Regions from separate parts of the Homo sapiens genome. Here all the other regions are linked to region 1. A link is a contact called in ENCODE Hi-C or POLR2A ChIA-PET data. All regions are on one chromosome and are shown on one strand. The core of a region is the stretch at or near the end of the contact, and the rest is flanking DNA. Distances in the headings are between cores, read along the strand shown. Region 1 has its middle 140 kb from the start of SCG2. Region 2 holds the start of MRPL44 (mitochondrial ribosomal protein L44). Region 3 has its middle 24 kb from the start of AP1S3. Region 4 has its middle 110 kb from the start of AP1S3.

Region 1 (4,668 bases), core at 1,035-3,534:
AGAAGGTCTCTGAAATGTCTTCAAGGCCTTCTCCCCATTGTCTATTAGCACTTGGCTCCTCTTTTACTTATGAAAATTTCTGCAGCCTGCTTGAACTGCTCCCTTGAAAATGGCATTTTCTTTGCTATCACATGGCCAGGCTGCAAATTTTCCAATCTTTTATGCTCTTCTTTTCTTTTAAATATAAGTTCCAGTTTCAGGTCATTTCTTTGTTCACACATATAAGCATAGGTTGTTAGAAGTAGCCAGGCTATCCTGAATGTTTTGTTGCTTAAAATTTCTTCTGCCAAAAACCCTTAATCATTACTCTCAAGTTTAAAGTTCTACAGATCCCTAGAGCAGGGGCATAATGCAACTCTTACGTGCATCCATGTGAAGAGACCACCAAACAGGCTTTGTGTGAGCAATAAAGCTTTTTAATCACCTGAGTGCAGGTGGACTGAGTCTGAAAAAGGAGTCAGCAAAGGGAGGTGGGGTGGGCCAGTTTTATAGGATTTGGGTAGGTAGTGGAAAATTACAGTTAAAGGTGGTTTTCTCTTGCGGGCAGGGGCGGGGGTCACAAGGTGCTTGGTGGGGAGCTCCTGAGACTCATTGTCCAGGAGAAGGAATGTCACAAGGTCCATTGATCAGTTAGGGTGGGGCAGGAACAAATCACAATGGTGGAATGTCATCAGTTAAGGCAGGAACTGGCTGTTTCACTTCTTTTGTGGTTCTTCAGTTGTTTCAGGCCATCTGGATGTATACGTGCAGGTCACAGGGGTTATGATGGCTTAGCTTGGGCTCAGAGGCCTGACAGCAACTAGACTCTTTGCTAAAGCATAGCAAAAGTGACCTTTACTCCAGTTCCCAATAAGTTCCTCATTTCCATCTGAGACCTCCTCAGCCTCAACTTCACTCTCCATATCACTATCAACATTTTAGTTACAACCATTCAACAAGTCTTTTGGAAGTTCTAAACTTTTCCTCAACTTCCTGTCTTCTTCTGAGCCCTCCAAACCGTTCCAACCTCTGCCTGCCCATTATCCAGTTTCAAAGCTGCTTCCACATTTTCAGGTATCATTATAATAATGCCCCACTCCTCAGTACCAATTTTCCATATTAGTTTGTTCTTGCATTGCTATACATAAATACCTGAGACTGGATAATTTATTTAAAAAAGAGCTTTAATTGGCTCACAGTTCCACCGAATGTACAGGAAGCATGATGCTGGCATCTGCTTGGCTACCGAGGAGGCTTCGGGAAACTTGCAATCATGGCAGAAGGCAAAGAGGGAGCCAGCGCTTCACATGGCTGGAAAGGAGGAAGAGAGAGATGGTGGAAGGAGGTGTCACACACTTTTAAACAACCAGATCTGGTGAGAACTCACTCACTATACATTACCAAGGAGGCATGGTACTAAACCATTCATGAGAAGTCCACCCCCATGATCTAATCACCTCCCACTAGGCCCCACCTCAAAGACTGGGGATTACAGGTCAACATGAGATTTGGTAGGGACATAGATCCAAACCATATCAAGAGATTGGAGAGGAAGAAGATAGGTATTGGACATAGTGGCTGGGGGTAGCAGTATCTGTTTACATCTTTATAAGCTCTGGAGAGGTTGTCTCATCTTCATTTTTTGCAGCTCTTTTTAGGATGCAGTTACTTTCAGTATTTCAAGCCTCACTTTGGCTCTCTATGTCCAATTCCAAGGCAACAGAATAAGTCCAACAACAAGCTGTCACTTGGCATAACTGAGTAGCGACATGCACGTTAAAATTTTTCACTATATACCACATATGTAATCTCTATGGCTTGGGGCACTGATTCAAATCAGTTTTTTCCTGCTATTAATAATTTATTATTATTTTTTAGTGATAAATATGTATATATAGTTTAAAAGTCTAATACTAGTATGAGATTAATAAGAAAGCAGTGTCTTGCCTATATCTCAAGAAGAATCAGCCAATATCCAGTCCAGGGCTTGAGAGCTGGGTGGGGCAGGAAGCTGACTGCCTGGCTCTTTGGTATCCAGATTTCCACTCATTACCCTTGTTTTCAGCCCTATGATACACTGCTCCCTCAGCTTGCCTCTCCAGGAAAGTTACCTTACTCAGTGTCTGGGGGTGCAAATTTAGGGGTGTGAGTGCTCAATCAACTAGGTCTTGTGTTCCCAGCTCCACATCCTAGGCTTATTCAGAAGATTCTAACCCCTCTTATCACTGTGCCTTTGAGGGTCTATGGCATGAATCAGCTTGCTTGTTATTGTCATTTCCTCCACCCCCAACAGACAGTTTGGTTTCAACATTTCTGCTCTGTAAATGAGTTATGACTCATCCATCTATTTTCCAACTTCCAAAATTCTGTTGACAATCTGGCCTTCCCTCTTCTCTTCTCCTGCACTCTTGTCTTTGTAGACAGGCATAAAATTATTACCTTATGTCCTTTAACTGGTATTGAAAGAGGTGCTGGGGTGGAGCAAAGAATAAGCACATATGATCTGTCTGCCGTATTCGTCCACAAATCTCTTTCGTTTGTTTCTTAAAATCCTTAAATTGTGTATGAATATTACCTGCAGGAAATAATGCATGCATAACAATTCTACTTCTTTAGATTAAAAACAAGCTATTCCTCTCCTTTTGAACCACTTAAAAATTGCCTATAATCTAATGTGATTCAATAAATCTATAAAGCTTGTGTGCTCCCAGTAGCAATTGAGATAAAGCAGCAAGTGTGGCTGCCATTGGGGTCAGTTGGCAGCACCTGGTTGCCATGGTCACGGGCTCTTTAAAAATGGAGCAAATACTTAATGAAACACTATATCCTTCTCCTCAGCACTAGTCATTTATAGTATTCAAATATTTACAGGTATAGCAGACTCACTGAGTTTCAAAAATATAAAAATGGTCCTGCTTCCTAAAAAGCATATATTTGCTACTAGCAGTAAAAAGGACTTAAATAAATCAAATTCTTGCTTTTGACAAGCAGATGCTAAAAGAAAACTAAAATATCATCTTCTAGGACTTGATTTTAGTTTACCTTCAGAGATCATTCACTTCCCTACCAAAAGATTGACTTCATTTTTTAAAATTAGTTATGGATTACATCCATTTGGTGAATAAGGGTCCTACGATCTTTCTCTCTGCTTATTTACACTTAATATTAGTGACTATTAACATTAAATATAGATGTATTTTATGTCACCACAGATGGAGATTTCCATTTGAGATATCTTAGACTTTCAAATGACTTAGCAAACATCAAGCAGCCAATCGTTTTTCTCCAAAGATCCTTCTGCTGTGCTTTGACTCAGAGAGCCTAGAAAATTCTGAAGTGATGCTTCATTAGAAAAGTGTGGTAAATTCCAGAGGCGTACATGAGGAAAATGTAATTCTCTAGGTAGATTTATTTTTCTCTTTTCATTGGGGAAAGTTGTGAGGAGGTAATAAATTGGAGAACAAATTTGTGGTTGATTGAAGTTTCTCTGCTGCTTTCTGAGACAACTAGAATAGCTCAATGTAAACACACATTCCAACATTTATCCCAGGCAAAAATTATATATTTTAATACTGAAATTAGGAGAACAGTCGTTACTTTGTAGTCTATTGGTCTCTAGATGACAGGAAAAGATGAGCTCCCTCTGGTGGTGAATTTAACAATAATAATAAACAAATGTTATTGTTTAATAACTAAAAGACCTGATTGAATTTAAAGGATCATTCGGTTGTCAGCAAGAGGCATCCTCCAAATTACCATTTTAGATTCTTTCCCAGGCTCTGGTTGAGGGAAATAGGTCAACACAGAATATTTATCCTTTTATTTGGCTAGAGTCATCTGGGATTTGAAGTAAAAAGGTGACTCAAAAATCCAGGGGTAAATGTTTTGTCATCTAGTGCCTCTCTCTCATTCACTCACTCTCTCATTGAGTGTCCCATATGGGGAAATACAGGAATCTTGTGGGCTGAAGCTGCAATGCTGAGAAACTGACCTATTCTCCACCATCATTGTAGTTTATGGTGAATTGGCATATCCTTCTTGTCTTTGTGGTAGTTGGAGGAGGGATTCGTTGGTATTAACTTTTCTTCCGTTATGTGCAGCAAGCAGGATTTTACCCTGTTCTCTTGACTTTGTATAAAGGCGTAAAATTGTATACATTATATAGTTTTGCTGTTATAGAAGGAGGTTCTGGAATGGAGTAGAGAAAAACAAATGTGATCAGTCTGCTTTGTATACCATCTCTCCGCATTTTAATTAAAAAAGTATTTTTATACAGAATTGCAAAGAGGCTTAGATGTGATACATACTTTATATTTGGCTTTAAAAAATATGAAATTGGAACATCGAATAGAGGCTACCTTATAAAGTAATTATCTATAGTAAGTCCTTCCTCTGGGCAGCAGCTTTCCTTTTTAGTTCTAAATTTAAAGCCTTGAATGCAGGTTTTATCACTCAGTTTTCACATATATAAAATAACTAGAATGAAGACTATGAATTCACAATTACTCAAGAATCTATTCTTCTTTACAGCTTCTTGGGTTAAATTTTTTAATTTATTCATTAATGTAGTTATTAAAATAAAAGTTTTTAGGCTATCATTGAAAGGAAAGAGTAAAAATTTTAAGGCACCAATATTTTTGTGAAAATTAAATTTCAATGAGGAGTATATATTACTTTGCAGCATGATTG
Region 2 (4,668 bases), core at 1,557-4,056, 500 kb before region 1:
CTTGGCCCTAAGGATGTAAACTTAAAGATGATATGGCTTGTGGTCCTTCAGAAATCACAACCCACAATTTAATATTCACTTCTGATGATATCCATAATAAGAGACAACTGGAATAATTACAGCCCTTCCATAAAAAACCTTTAGGTCTTTCTCAGTTTTTCTTGGGAGAAAAATTCACTTCCAAGGTGATATATCAAAGAAGTGAATTACAAAAGAATATTTTCCCTTCTGTCTATCTCAAGCATGTCCAATTAATAGTTACGTACCCTGATGAAAAGTGCAGTCCTCTCAGGTCCACTGCTCTGTAACAGGGCTCCAATAACTGCAAAGAAAGTCTGCTGTAACACAGCTGGGGGCACTGGGAATTCTTCACTCAGTGTTAACTGCTCCACAGCCAAGTTTCTAGCCACGTGACACACGACTTCCTCACCAGTGAGAAAGTCAACAAGATTTTTTATGCCTTCAGTGGGCATGTCTGGGTACTCGTCTTCAAGAAACTGTGTAAGGCAAGTCTGTGAAAAAGATGTCCCTTGTTCGGATAGTTCTTGATTACTTTTAAGATTCAGAAGAACAGCTTCTTTCTCTATCCCAAGTTGTTGGCGTTTGGCCTCCTCACTTTTAATATAGCAGCTATTAACAAATGCAGTTTTGAGAAGATCTAAGGAAAAGTTTTCCTGTAACCGATGTCCAAAAGCTTGTATTTCTGCATGGTAATCCCAGTTCGGCTTCTCTGAACTGAAAATGTAAAGACAGTAAGAGATGGTAAAGAGAACAACCTGTTACTGTGATATAAAAATTGTTCACTGTGTTGTAATGTTATTAATTATATAAAGGAAATGAAAGAAGGTTATATTTCTTTTTAATGCCAGGTTGATATTCTAAATGTTAAGACTAAAGTCAGATAAATACTGGCAGTCCTTTGCTATATTCTACATATATGACTGGATTAATTTTCCCTTTGATCCAATTGTCACATGAAATTGGTTCTTCAATATAAAAGACCAAGCCATTAGCCTAACTTTTAGGTTCCTTATTTCTGCTCTAACCATGATACTATGTTTTATACCTAAGTATGAAGCATAAATGTTAATTTCACAGATTCAAGCCATAAACACTAGTATGTTATATTTGCAGTCATCCCTCAATATCTGTAGGGGATTGGTTCCAAGGACTCTCCTGGATACTGAAATTCATGGATGCTCAAGTCTCTCATATAAATGGTGTAGTACAGGCACACTTCGTTTCACTGTACTTCGGTCTATTGTGCTTCACAGATTTATTGCATTTTATTTTTACAAACTGAAGGTCTGTAGCAATTCTGCATGTGCTCACTTTGTGTCTCTGTGTTACCATTTTTTAGCAATAAAGTATTTTAAATTAAGGTACATATATTGCTTTTTAGACACTACTACTGTACACTTAATAAACTACAGAATAGTATAAACATAACTTAGGTATACACTGGGAAACTAAAAAAGTCATGTGACTCGTTTTATTGTCGTGGTCTAGAACCAACCCTACAATATGTATGAGGTATACCTGTATCTGCATATAACCTATGCACATCCTCCTGTATACTTTAAGTCATCTCTGGATTACTTATACGTAACACAATATAAAACCCCTTTAAGAAACAAAGGGAAGCAAAGTATGAAAACCTAGGTTGAAAGTCGTAAGATATACATATAACATATACACCTATATAATCTGTCCAACCCATAAAGTTTCTTCCACCTTTGAGAGCCTAAAATACTTAATCTTATAATAAACAAGGGAATGGGAATTAAGAAGAGATTTTATTTTTTGCTATAATCTTCTCTGTTAGAAGACCGTTCCTACTGGTAGGAGTACAAAGTGGATCAACATTTTTTGGAGGGCAATGTTAAAGTACTAATAGCTTTCAAAATTTCATACTACACATGCGTCCCCTTTACGCGCTGTTACATAGGTTTTAATGGCAATAATATGGAGCTCATAGGCCCATATATACAGAGCCATAAAAAAGAGTGAGGTACATATCTTTGTAATACCATGACAACATGTCAAACACACATTATTAAAGAGAAAAAGCAAGATGAAGGAATTTAAATTATGTAAAGTATGATCTGGTTTGAAGCTATAAAAACCTGTGTCTCTCTCTGCCAAACCTGTTACCAGAACAGCATTAATTAGGGCAAAAATCTAAAGCTAACTTTTTTTCCTTTTACTCTAGACAGCAGAATTCAGGTTGTAGATTAATTTTTTTTCTCCTTAATTTACGATGCTGTGGGCTGCTTTCTTCCCGCTTATCGGAATTCTCAGGCATTACAAACGGGGACTACAACATCCAAGTCCACATAAGGAAGACCCTCCAGTTAGCCCCATTTCTCCCAATTTTCAGTAGCCAAAATCCTAAATGGTAGTTTCAAAACGTCGGGAACAGCCCGAAGCTCTACCGCCCGCGGCACAAATCCATTTTTTTTGCCTCAGGCCCCGCGCCCACAGCTCACGGGTGTCTCCATCGCAAACTTCCTAAGGCTTAACCCAGGGGCGCATCAGCCGCAGACACGACGCCGCGGGAAGAAGACCCAGTGTCTGCGACCGCCACCCTGAGACCTCTTCCCGAGGTGGCTCCTACCGGCGCACGGGCGGCGGCGGGCACCGCAGAAGGCGCTGCCGCTCTAACTCCTTCTGGAAGCGGAAGGCGGCGCGGAATCCCTTCTTCACTCCCCGAACCGGAGGGACCAGCTTGGGGGCGACTGGAGCCAGGAGGCAGCGATGTCCCTGCTGCAGCAATCTTACCAGCCCGGACGCCATTGCACGAGAGAAAACGATGGAAGACGGAACGAAAGTAGTCGGGCCAGTGTCCCCGTAACACACTTCCCCCGGAACCCGGAACGCGGAACGCGAAGAGAAGGCTGGGGCGGAGACAGCCCCCGGGGCGGGGCGACTGAGAGAGGGCAGGGGCGGAGACAGCCCCGGGGCGGGGTGATTGCGGCCGCCTTGAGGCTACGCTTGCGCTAGTTCTCTCCTCTCTTCGAGTTACTTTCCAATGATCCGGACTTGAGGGCGTTTGCGCCCAAAAGTTTCTGGGAGAAGTTGCTTCACCCTGTCACTCTCTTGTTCCTTCCTCTCTCGTTACAGCAAAACAAACAAAAATCTGTTTCGCTTTCAGGTTAAGGAAACATTTAAATCCTCAAAAAAAGAAAACATTTTTAATTTATATTTAGTGTTCTAGGCCACTACTGAGCAAGTATTTACCGAGCTTCTATTTTTGACCCAGCACGCCTCCAAAAGCCTTAGTTTTGGAAACCCTAGACTCAGAAATGTTGGCTTATCCAAAATTAAAATTTTTCTTTAAAAGCAATCTAATAGTACATATTTTTAAACATCCGGAAAATGACTGGAAAAAAACATAAAACGGTAATAGGGGAATTACAGTTTCTTCCTTCTTTATGTTAACACTCTTTAACAATGTAATTCTATTGCTTTCCTACCAAACTGTTAATACAGTACAATTTTTAAAAGAACATATTAAGTCACAAAGGGAGGCTTGTTTGAATTCCCAGTTTTGAGTTGCCTGCTGAACATCTAGACCCTCAAAGGGGCAATGCTTTCTGTGATCTCTTTGTTAAAGGCATCTGTGTCCCCAGCAGTCACCCAGATTGAACTCCTATGTCTTTGATTGTTTTTGTTTCGACAAACCCCCTCTTCGGTGCAGTTTCCACCAAGTGCTTTTTCCATTTATTTCCACTGCAGGTACCTGGTGGCTCTCCTCACCTCTTTCCGTGGTTAGTGTAATTGGCCTGGTACCTTCCTCCCTTCCCCAGACACAGCTCACCTACATTCATCTCTCTGAAACACAGACCACAAAGCATGTTATGACTTAGCCCGAGAATCTTCAGTGCCAGGATCATAGAACTCAATTTGGGTTTCTCAGCTTGACCATTTCAAAAGGGAGAATCTAAATGGTTCATCTCAGCTTATAAAAGGGTTCCCTTTGGGGAGGGAGAGAGCAAAAGAGGGGCTGAGCACACACCAAAAAACAAACTGATGGATTTCTGGTTGAAGGAAATTCTCCAAGAAGGGGTGAAAGGAGGTTACGATTGACCTTCTTGTTTCAATGTATGTAAAGTATTGAAAATTCATGGAACATCAATCCAATAAATGGATTAGGAGAAAATGCAGGGAACTGTCATTTCTGTAGAATTTCATTTATTAGGAAAAATAATCTAAGCCAGTTGTAGCACAATCATGTTAAGTTAAAATGAGGTGTCTCTGTGTTGAGAGTTTCTCAGTCATACAACAACGAGAGCATCATTTGCAGATTAAAAAAATGTAGGTCCTCAAAAGATTTCTTCTACTAATGCCCTTCATGGAACTTAGGAATTAACCAGTTTTTTAAAATCTGCTCATACATTTGTCTATTTATTCAATAAACACATAATAGGAGGAGGACTTGGTTCCAGGATCCAGGCTCAGAAAACTTTAAGGAAGAAAAAGGCCAATGTGTTTTTCAGCCCTCAAAAACCTGATTTTTCCTTTAACCTGCTGTTAGCCCTAATTTGATCAAAGCTCACAGATGTCAACAACTTTCGAGTTTTCATTGGGTTAAGGTCAGGTGGAAGGGTGGGGAAAAGTCACACTTAGGAAGAGGAGGTGAGGCGATTGAGGGTTCACTTTAACCCT
Region 3 (4,668 bases), core at 834-3,333, 400 kb before region 1:
AGTGTGTGTGCTTTGAGTAAGTCTTGAAGCTACTTAACTTTTTTTTTTTTTTCCCCCATCAGGGCCCTTATTAGAGTTAATTTAATGAACAACAAAAAAACATGATTCGGCCGGGCGCAGTGGCTCATGCCTGTAATCCCAGCACTTTGGGAGGCTGAGGTGGGCAGATCATGAGGTCAGGAGATCGAGACCATCCTGGCTAATATGGTGAAACTCTGTCTCTACAAAACATAAAAAAATTAGCCAGGCGTGGTGGCACGCACCTCTAGTCCCAGTTACTTGGGAAGCTGAGGCAGGAGAATCTCTTAAACCCGGGAGGTGGAGGTTGCAGTGAGCCCGGCCTCCGTAAATTTCTTAAGGAAGAATGCCTGGGAGATGATTATGTTTTTAGTCTGTGATATGGTTAAGCTTTTTGTCCCCACCCAAATCTCATCTGAATTGTAATCCCTGTAATTCCCACATGTCTCGGAAGAGACCAGGTGGAGGTAATTGGATCATGAGCGTGGTTTCCCCATGCTGTTTTTGTGATAGTGAGTGAGTTCTCACGAGATCGGATGGCTTTATAAGGGGCTCTTCCTCCTCCGCTTGGCATTTCTCCTTCCTGCCACCTTGTGGAAATATCCAGCTACAAGTAGTTCTTTATAACAGTATGAAAATGGACTAATACTGGCCAGGCGCTGTGGCTCACGCCTGTAATCCCAGCACTTTGGAAGGCCAAGGCAGGTGGATCACCTGAGGTCAGGAGTTCCAGACCAGCCTGACCAACATGGAGAAACCCCTGTCTCTACTAAAAATACTAAATTAGCCAGGCATGGTGACGTGTGCCTGTAATCCCAGCTACTTGGGAGGCTGAGGCAGGAGAATCTCTTGAACCTGGGAGGCAGAGGTTGCAGTGAGCCAAGATTGTGCCATTGCACTCCAGCCTGGGCAACAAGAGTGAAACTCCGTCTCAAAAAAAGAAAAAGAAAAGAAAGAGAAAGACAATGGACTAATACAGTCTGTGTGTGTCAGAAATATTTTCCATTGCATATTAAAAAATAAATGACTAGCCAGGTATGGTGGCACATGCCTGTGATCCCAGCTACATGGGAGGCCGAGGCACAAGAATCGCTTGAATCCGGGAGGCAGAGGCTGCAGTGAGCCAAGATTGTGCCACTGCACTCTAGCCTGGACAACAGAGTGTGACAGAATCTCTCTCAAAAAATAAAATACAATAAATAAAATAAAATAAATAAAAAGGCCAGGTACGGTGGCTTATGCCTGTAATCCTAGCACTTTGGGAGGCTGAGGCAGGCGAATCACATGAGGTCGGGAGTTTGAGACCAGCCTGACCAACATGGTGAAACCCTGTCTCTACTAAAAATACAATAATTAGCCAGGCATAGTAGCAGTCACCTGTAATCTCAGCTACTTGGGAGGCTGAGGCAGGAGAATCTCCTGAACTTGGGAGGTGGAGGTTGCAGTGAGCCAAGATCGTGCCATTGCACTCCAGCTGGGTGACAAGAGCGAAACTCTGTCTCAAAAATATATATATATATATTTGCTGTCAGCCTATGATTTTAGGTTGTGTTCCTTTGAGGCCAAGCCTGTCTGGATACAAAGTTGGTCACCTTTCTTTACAAGCAGGCTGCTCTCTCCTTTTCCAAATGGCCTAGTGTTACTGCTTTTATTGTGTGAGCACCTGAGTCCAGAGAGGGCAGAGAAGGTAAAGGTGATAGAGGGGGAGAAGAATTCCCAATATACATTGTTTTTCTTTTCCAATCAAAGTACTAAATTCTTTACCTGGATTATTTTATTTAATCCTTTTAAGAACTCCTTGAAATAGGAATTTATTTTTATTCCCATTTTATAGGTGAAAAAATGGTCCTCAAATTCTACTTTTTCCCTTTCCCAAACACATCCTTTTATTGCCTGCCCAGCAATTCTGAGCTCCCAGAGGTGGCCAAAAGGAGGGGCTAAGGAACATGTTCATGACAGCCTAGGGTAGAAAGAGCTTGGACTTTGGCCTCAGACTTATCTTGGTTTGAATTCCAGTGTTGCTACTCACTAGTCATGTTAACACTTGCAAGTTATGCAAACATTGTGGACATTCACTGGTTTTATTTTCTGTAAAATCAAAACCAGTGTGCAATAATATAATGTATGTAAAGATTAAGACATGTAAAGTAGCTAGTCTAGTATCCACGGTGGATAATAAATATGGGTTTCTTTCTGCTTCCTTCTTTCAACTGGAGATAATGGGGATGAACTGGAGCTTGAAGCTGCCCTGTGGAAGGAGATGGAGGAGAAGGAGCCTTTGTGGGAAGTGACCGGGAAGGCAAAGCTCACCCCGCAGTGGCAAGTTGCCATATGTAGACTGGTTGTTGCATCCTGAGTTCCTGGTTTGTGGCCTAAAAAGAATGTAGGGTGAGGCTGGGCACAGTGGCTCACACCAGTACTCCCAACATTTTGGGAGGCTGAGGTGGTAGGATTGCTTGAGTCCAGGAGTTTGAGACCAGCGTGTGCAACATAACGAGATGTCATCTCTACAAAAAATACAAAAATTAGCCTGGTGTAATGGTGCATGCCTATAGTTCCACCTTCTCAGGAGGCTGAGGCAGGAGGATCACTTGAGCCTGGGAGACTGAGGCTGCAGTGAGCAAGATCAAGCCACTGCACTCCAGCCTGGGCAATGAAGTGAGACCCTGTCTCAAAAAAGAAAAGAAAAGAATGTAAGGTGTTTTTACAAAAGGCTAGTACTGGGTGGTGCCAGTCAGTTATCTGACCCAGCCCTTAGAATACTTGTTACCCCCTAGTTTCCTGGAAGAAGGAACTATAAAGACTGAATGAGCAGGGTTGGAGGTGTGGATGAGGCCCCACTCTCCAAGGGTGGCCAGGATGGCTCAGCATGGGGGACACCCTCCAATGGAGCTGCGGGCCTGAGAATCAAGGTCCAGAAAGGAAGAGTATCTGGAACCCAGGAACATTCCTCAGGGGGATCTTTTTTTTTTTCTTTTTTTGAGATGGAGTCTCACTCTGTCGCCCAGGCTGGAGTGCAGTGGTGTGATCTTGGCTCGCTTCAACCTCCGCCTCCCAGGTTCAAGCGATTTTCCTGCCTCAGCCTCCCGAGTAGCTGGGACTACAGGTATTTTGTATTTTTAGTAGAGGCGGGGCGGAGTGAGACTCTGTCTCAAAAAAAAAAAAAAAAAATAGAAATGTTTGGAAAGGCATCAACAAAATATACTTACAGAATGAATTAATGAAGTTTCTAAGAACTTCATTCATAACCCTGGTTCATAAAGAACATTTTCCCACATAATGCCTTCTATTTTCTCTAGGTCAGAGGGTGGGGAAAGGCTCTTACTGGTAGCTATTACTCAAAATGAACACAGGAGGTCTCCACTGCCATGCCTTGGCCTAAAATGGCCTTGGTTTTCCTTGGAAGTCATCTGCATCTGCCTCTCGTAAGACTATTAACTTAGTACTTAAGGTCCAGAACAAAAATAGAAAATGTTTATGTGGGCCGGGCGTGGTGGCTCACACCTGTAATCCCAGCACTTTGGGAGGCTGAGGCGGGCGAGTCACATGAGGTTGGGAGTTTGAGACCAGCCTGACCAACATGGTGAAACCCCGTCTCTACTAAATATACAAAATTAGCCGGACGTGGTGGTGCTTGCCTGTAATCCCAGCTATTTGGGAGGCTGAGGCAGGAGATTGCTTGAACCCGGGAAGGGGAGGTTGCGGTGAGCCGAGATCGCGCCATTGTACTCCAGCCTGAGCAACAAGAGTGAAACTCCGTCTCAGGAAAAAAAGAAAACATTTATGTGGTGCTCTGGGAGATTCATTTTGACCAGATATCCAACTCTGAGCATTCAGACTCTCATTTTGCCTGAAAGTGTAGATTTTATGCCAGAGAACCATCTAGTCAAATGTTCAATGAAGACTAAATGGGAGAAATGGAAAATGTAAGACATTCCCAGCCACCTCCCAAGGAAAATGATTTCCTGTGTTGCACAGGGAGGCTCGGGTAAGCAAGCACCCCACTGCCATGGCCTGGGAGGGGGGACATCATTTGAGAAAGGATTCAAAGAGAAAAGAATGAGACTGGGCGTGGTGGCTTATGCCTGTAATCCCCGCACTTGGAGAGGCTGAGGCAGGAAGATCACTTGAGCCCAGGAATTTGAGACCAGCCTGGACAACATGGTGAGGCTCTGTCTTTACAAAAAATAGAAAACTTAGCTGGGCATGGTGGTGTACGCCTGTGGTTTCAGCTACTTGGGGGGCTGAGTTAGGAGGACCCTTTCAGTGCAGGAAGTTGAGGCTGCGGTGAGCTATATAATTGCACCACTGCACTCCAGTCTAGGTGACAGAGTGAGAACCTGTCTCAAAAGAGGGAGAGAGAGAGAGGAAGGAACAGGGTCCTGTTCACGAGTTCTTTATTGATGAGGACTAATGAGGTTTGGGTGCCATTCTGCACAATAAGCTAAAAGAAAGAGGTTGTTTTCTAATAAAATTCCATCTCTGTATCAGCCCAGCAGGCCTGCCTCCCCTGGATCTCCTCTCACCTGCTCCTGCCTCCATTCAGTCTCAGGCACTCTCTGTCTCTCCCACACCCTTCACCTGGCTGGTCTCCTTTCAGGCTTCAGGTTAAAGGTTTCTTCCTCAGAGAGTCTCTCCCAGAATTCCCCC
Region 4 (4,668 bases), core at 905-3,404, 270 kb before region 1:
AACAGAATAAAGGATTAAAAAAAAATTTTGGTTGAGGTGGGCAGATCACCTAAGGTCAGAGGAGTTCGAGACCAGCCTGGCCAACATGGTGAAACCCTGTCTCTACTAAAAATACAAAAATTAGCCGGGTGTGGTGGTGGGCGCCTGTAATCCCAGCTACTGGGGAGGCTGAGGCAGGAGAATTGCTTGAACCCAGGAGGCGGAGGTTGCAGTGAGCCAAGATCATGCCACTGCGCTCAAGCCTGAGCTGGAGACGTTGTCTCAAAAAGAAAAAAAAAATTTTTTTTGCAAAAATGAGGTCTTGCTATGTTGACCAGGCTGGTCTTGAACTCCTAGCCTCAAGCAATCCTCTCATCTCACCTCTCAAATTGCTGGAACTACAGGAATGAGCCACCATGCCTGGCCCAGGATAGAGAACTTAAATAGCTAAAAGGGAATCCTGATGTATCACAGAGGCATTGACAGCATAAAGCAGTTGTCACTTTTAGGACACAAAGGCAAGATGTTGGGATTATTGGAAACTAGAAACTTGGAGCAGGAACCTTCCAGGGGTGGCCTCGGCCTCTGAGGAGTTTCAGGACTAAGACGAGGGCCCTAAAGAATTGCCATTCAGACCTCTGAGAAGAGAAGAAGGAGAGAAAGCACAGTGGGAAGTACGTTGGACAGATGGTGGGGCCAGAAAATGAAAGTTCATTCAAGGCGGTAGGAAGATCAGCTTATACACACTATGTTGCAAAGTTTAGTTGACTTGATTTATTTCAGGAATGGGATAAGGAAGTAAATACACAAGAGGAAAAGACATTCAAGAAAATTGAAGATATATTTCATGCAGATAACTCTCACTTTTCTTATTTTACTTTAAAACCACTGTTGACAGAGATGAAAAACCTACCGAAAACAAACAGCTAGTCCATGGAAATATGTTTGCTGGTTCCTGGAGTTGAGAGGCAGCAACACTTGGGCCCAAGATAACAGCGGGAAGTGCAGAGAAACTTCTGAGCCAGACTGAACTTAGTTCAAATCTTAGCTTTATCACAAGCTGTGATATTACTCAAGTTATTTAACTTCTCTGTACCTCAGTTTTTGTAATTGGGATTATTATTACTACCATCACAAGTTGAGTTCCACAGAACTAAAATCGAAGTGCCAGCATGCCTCCAACACTTACCCCATGCTTCATCTGGGGATTTACTGCACCCAAATTATAATCCCCTGTATTATAATAACCAAGAACAATCTGTCTATTTCTGATCCACAATAATTATTTATAACACCGCCTTTTTTCCCCCAGTAGATGCCTGGAGTTTGAATCTGTTTAGCATGAACTCCTAGAAATCCCTCACTTTCTTGGTGTACACCCGAATTTGGGAGACTCCGGGTTGAATATCAGAAAGACTTAAAAGGCTATCAGACAAACGCTTGATTGAAATTTTCCCCAGGATTAAAACAGGCAGAGTCTCAGTATGAGTGATAATAATAACAGTACAGGGATGTCCCCTTAAAGACAATGGGGAAAGACAAGGAGATTTGAAATAGATGAAAATGTGGAACTCAGAAGATGTAGGTTCATATAAACTTTTTTTTTTTTTTTGAGATGAAGTCTCGCTCTGTCACCCAGCCTAGAGTGCAGTGGCACAATCTTGGCTCACTGCAACCTCCGCCTCCCAGGTTCAAGGAATTCTCCTGCCTCAGCCTCCCGAGTAGCTGGGACTACAGGCGCCTGCCACCACGCCCGGCTAATTTTTTATTTGTAGTAGAGACGGGGTTTCACCATCTTGGCCAGGCTGGTCTCGAACTCCTGACCTTGTGATCCACCCACCTCGGCCTCCCAAAGTGCTGGGATTACAGGCGTGAGCCACCGTGCCCGGCCGGTTCATATAAACTTTAGAAAGGGAGTCAGAGAATAAGAATTTATCAGCTTACTCTAAGCATTTCCCAAAGGACTGGGATTCCAATTCCAAGTGAGCAAAGATTTATCCTTCTAGAGAAGGAAAGGGCCATTCATTTGCTTTCCATAGCTTATTGGAAAATATCTCTGTGTAACTCGTATCCAGCAGTCATCAGGCATCTTCTCATTCTAATTTGCTTTCCTTAGCCGACTTGCATGCTAGAAGGAAGTGCCCTCTGCTGGTGTAAGAGTTCATAGGCCAAGTCCTTCTCGCATTCTAATTTGGTACCTTATAATTGGTTTCCTGTTACTGAACAGTCCTGTGTGAGTTTGGGTGATAATATTACACTGAGGCCTGAATTGGGGCAGGACCAGCATCAAACTAATTAGGGCCAGCATTCCACATCAATAGCATATATGTGGCTATGTTTGGGGGTTCCAAAAGTCCTTGTAATCTCAAATTATCTTTGCTGCTCATCTGCTATAACGTCTGAAATGCTACCATTAAATTTATCCCATTAGACTATAGTTCCAAGAATTACCAAAATGTAAGTTCATTTCAACCTAATAAACTCTTACTGGGTAAACCTTTAGTTTAGGGCATTGCGATGGGTACTCGGAGTTAAAAACCAAAAGCAAAAATTAAGATGGTGATTAAGTAAGTTTATCTATCACCCTCAACAGCTGCAAAACAAATTGTACGATGCAATGAAAAGTTAATATATCCAAAAATGCCCAAAAGAGGGATAAGGACTCTTATGCAATAAAAATTCAAAGAACTGAGTGATTAGTAGGTGCTGGAGTAGCCAGACATATGACTTGCATCAGGACTTCAGAGGTAAATAGCCCATTTGTGGTGGTCGTAAACAATTTAGGTTTCGCTGGTGAATTAGCTATCCAGGCTCCTTGAAAAGAGAAAGATTTAGAATGAATTCGATGACACTGCTCAGGGGCTTACTAAATTAGAGAATAGCTTACATGGGAGACCCCAGGACAAATACCTGGGGGCTGAATTGTGTGACAACCAAAAAGTTTCCAAGGACAAATTTGAAATTTGACTATTTGCACAGGGATGTCAGAGCTTTGTTGGATGATGGTACCCCGTGGGTGCCCTGACATACCTGAAGCTCTGTTTGAATAACGAACACAGTGAACAGTGAAATGGCCCTTTGCATAATCTGGGAAAGTCCTTGGAAATCCTGATGTGAAAGGCAGACTGGAAAAGGTCATTGTTGAGATTTTCCCTCCCCTCCCCTCCCCTCCCCTCCCCTCCCCTCCCCCCTCCCTCTCTCTCCCTCTCTCTCTTTCTCTCTCTCTCCCTTCCTTTCTCTTTCTCTCTTTCTTTCTTTCCTTTTCTGAGGCACAGTGTCACTATGTTGCCCAAGCCAGTCTCAAACTCCTGGGCTCAAATAATTCTCCCGCCTCGGCCTCCCAAAGTGCTGGGACTGCAGGCATGAGCCACCACGCTCAGCCACTGTTGAGATGTTGTAAGCAAATTGTTATGGAATGCAACCCCAAATTCATATATTGAAACCCTAACCTCCACTGTGATGGTAGTTGGAGGTGGGACCGCTGGCGGGTAGTGAGTTGATCATGAGGATGGAGCCCCCAGGATGGGATTAGTGTTTTTTATAAAAAGAGATTAGTGTGCTCTCCTTCCTCCCAACCCCTTCTCTGTCAAGTGAGGATACAACAAAAAGATAGCCACTTGCCAACCAGAAAGAGGGCTTTCACCAGACACGAAATCTGTCAGCAACTTGATCTCAGACTTGCCAGGCTGCAGAATGATGAGAAATAAATGTTTGTTGTTGAAGCCACCCAGTCTATGGTATTCATTATAGCAGCTCAAACAGACTAAGATGCAAATCAATATAAAACACTCTGTGAAAAAAAAGAAATGCTTTCAATATTTTCCAGTGAAAAAGAACTCATAATAAGGATTTGACATTGTTTGACAGGAAGGAAGGCTTCTGTTTCTAGTTTTTTAGTTAACTTGACAGTGAAGTTCAAGTTTGACAGTTTAAACTTTCTTTGGTTTGAAATCATCATTGCCAGGTGGGGGAAGAGGAAGCAGGACCCACACAGGACTCAGGAGGGCATTTAGGTCATTCTACCCAGGCCATTGCCATTCTCTTCCTACTCCTCTGAAAGAAAGGGAGGCTTTGACGTCAGGCGTGGGTGAGTCATCTTTCCTCCCAGGGCCTCCGGCTGGAATTTGCAGGCTGTCTTTGCAGCAGCTATTCTGTTAGTCATTCACAAAAAAGCATCCTGGAAAAGCTGAAGGGAAATGCTTGGATGGACAAGTGATTAAATTTCTATTTTCATGGCAGAGAACCTGCTGGCTTGCTCACAAAAGCAGCTGCATCCAGTACCAGGCACCCCAAGGGCACCCGGTAAATACTTGTGGATTCATTGACGAAAAGATCTGCTGGGTTCTCTTAAATCTTGGTGTTGAAACTGAATTTTCAGATACGATTATGTGACTGGTAGATAAGGTTTTGTGCCTATTTACTTCTCCATGCTCAAATGTCAAATCAAATTTATTGGGTTTACATAAAGAGGTTAGTAACATTGCTGGCCCTACTATCATGAACATTGTGAAAGGAAAATGAATAAGGCCCTTTCTGAAGCTTTATCTGCAGGGGTACATGTGTGGGATTCAATGGAAGGAAAGTTGAACTGTGAGCTAAGAATGATTGTCTCTTTTGCTCCAGGAAGCCCTCAGCAATCATTTGATCTTTTTTGAGAATCTGTTAGGGAAAAGAATAAAAATATCTCCT

What was found. A loop is a pair of places that touch in the nucleus more often than their neighbours do. ChIA-PET counts read pairs that join two places held with the same protein, here RNA polymerase II (POLR2A). Pooled maps may share reads with other maps.
Region 2: a loop to region 1 is called in a map of CD14-positive monocyte, with 6 times the contacts of the local background. The contact joins the promoter of MRPL44 here to the enhancer-like site in region 1. A Hi-C loop is called at or near these places in 2 of 168 maps with a recorded cell type or tissue (CD14-positive monocyte and PC-9) and 4 of 50 pooled maps.
Region 3: a loop to region 1 is called in a map of endothelial cell of umbilical vein, with 7 times the contacts of the local background. The contact joins two enhancer-like sites. A Hi-C loop is called at or near these places in 5 of 168 maps with a recorded cell type or tissue (Caco-2, IMR-90, OCI-LY7 and 2 more), 3 of 37 single-sample maps with no recorded cell type and 7 of 50 pooled maps. POLR2A ChIA-PET finds 5 or more read pairs at or near these places in 1 of 52 experiments (OCI-LY7).
Region 4: a map of ascending aorta shows a loop between it and region 1 (2.3-fold over the local background). The contact joins two enhancer-like sites. A Hi-C loop is called at or near these places in 2 of 168 maps with a recorded cell type or tissue (ascending aorta and chondrocyte) and 5 of 50 pooled maps. POLR2A ChIA-PET finds 5 or more read pairs at or near these places in 1 of 52 experiments (A673).

Annotation. Positions count from the first base shown.
Region 1 is chr2:223,458,492-223,463,159 of GRCh38, reverse strand. No RefSeq gene overlaps it. Among named protein-coding and RNA genes, the nearest start is that of SCG2, 140 kb to the left of the region's middle. Within about 2 kb of position 2,284, at least 5 of the 41 ENCODE cell types and tissues checked have a DNase peak (open chromatin) inside an H3K27ac peak, as active enhancers do; they include A673, CD14-positive monocyte and PC-9, where a contact is called at or near this core.
Region 2 is chr2:223,955,601-223,960,268 of GRCh38, reverse strand. MRPL44 (mitochondrial ribosomal protein L44) reads right to left here and starts at 2,806. Exons shown (of 4, transcript NM_022915.5): 1 at 2,618-2,806; 2 at 267-735. The coding sequence starts at 2,796. RefSeq lists an enhancer at 2,722-2,891 and a silencer at 2,962-3,031.
Region 3 is chr2:223,858,931-223,863,598 of GRCh38, reverse strand. No RefSeq gene overlaps it. Among named protein-coding and RNA genes, the nearest start is that of AP1S3, 24 kb to the right of the region's middle. Within about 2 kb of position 2,083, at least 9 of the 41 ENCODE cell types and tissues checked have a DNase peak (open chromatin) inside an H3K27ac peak, as active enhancers do.
Region 4 is chr2:223,725,142-223,729,809 of GRCh38, reverse strand. No RefSeq gene overlaps it. Among named protein-coding and RNA genes, the nearest start is that of AP1S3, 110 kb to the left of the region's middle. RefSeq lists enhancers at 2,953-3,620, 3,316-4,515. Within about 2 kb of position 2,154, at least 5 of the 41 ENCODE cell types and tissues checked have a DNase peak (open chromatin) inside an H3K27ac peak, as active enhancers do; they include A673, where a contact is called at or near this core.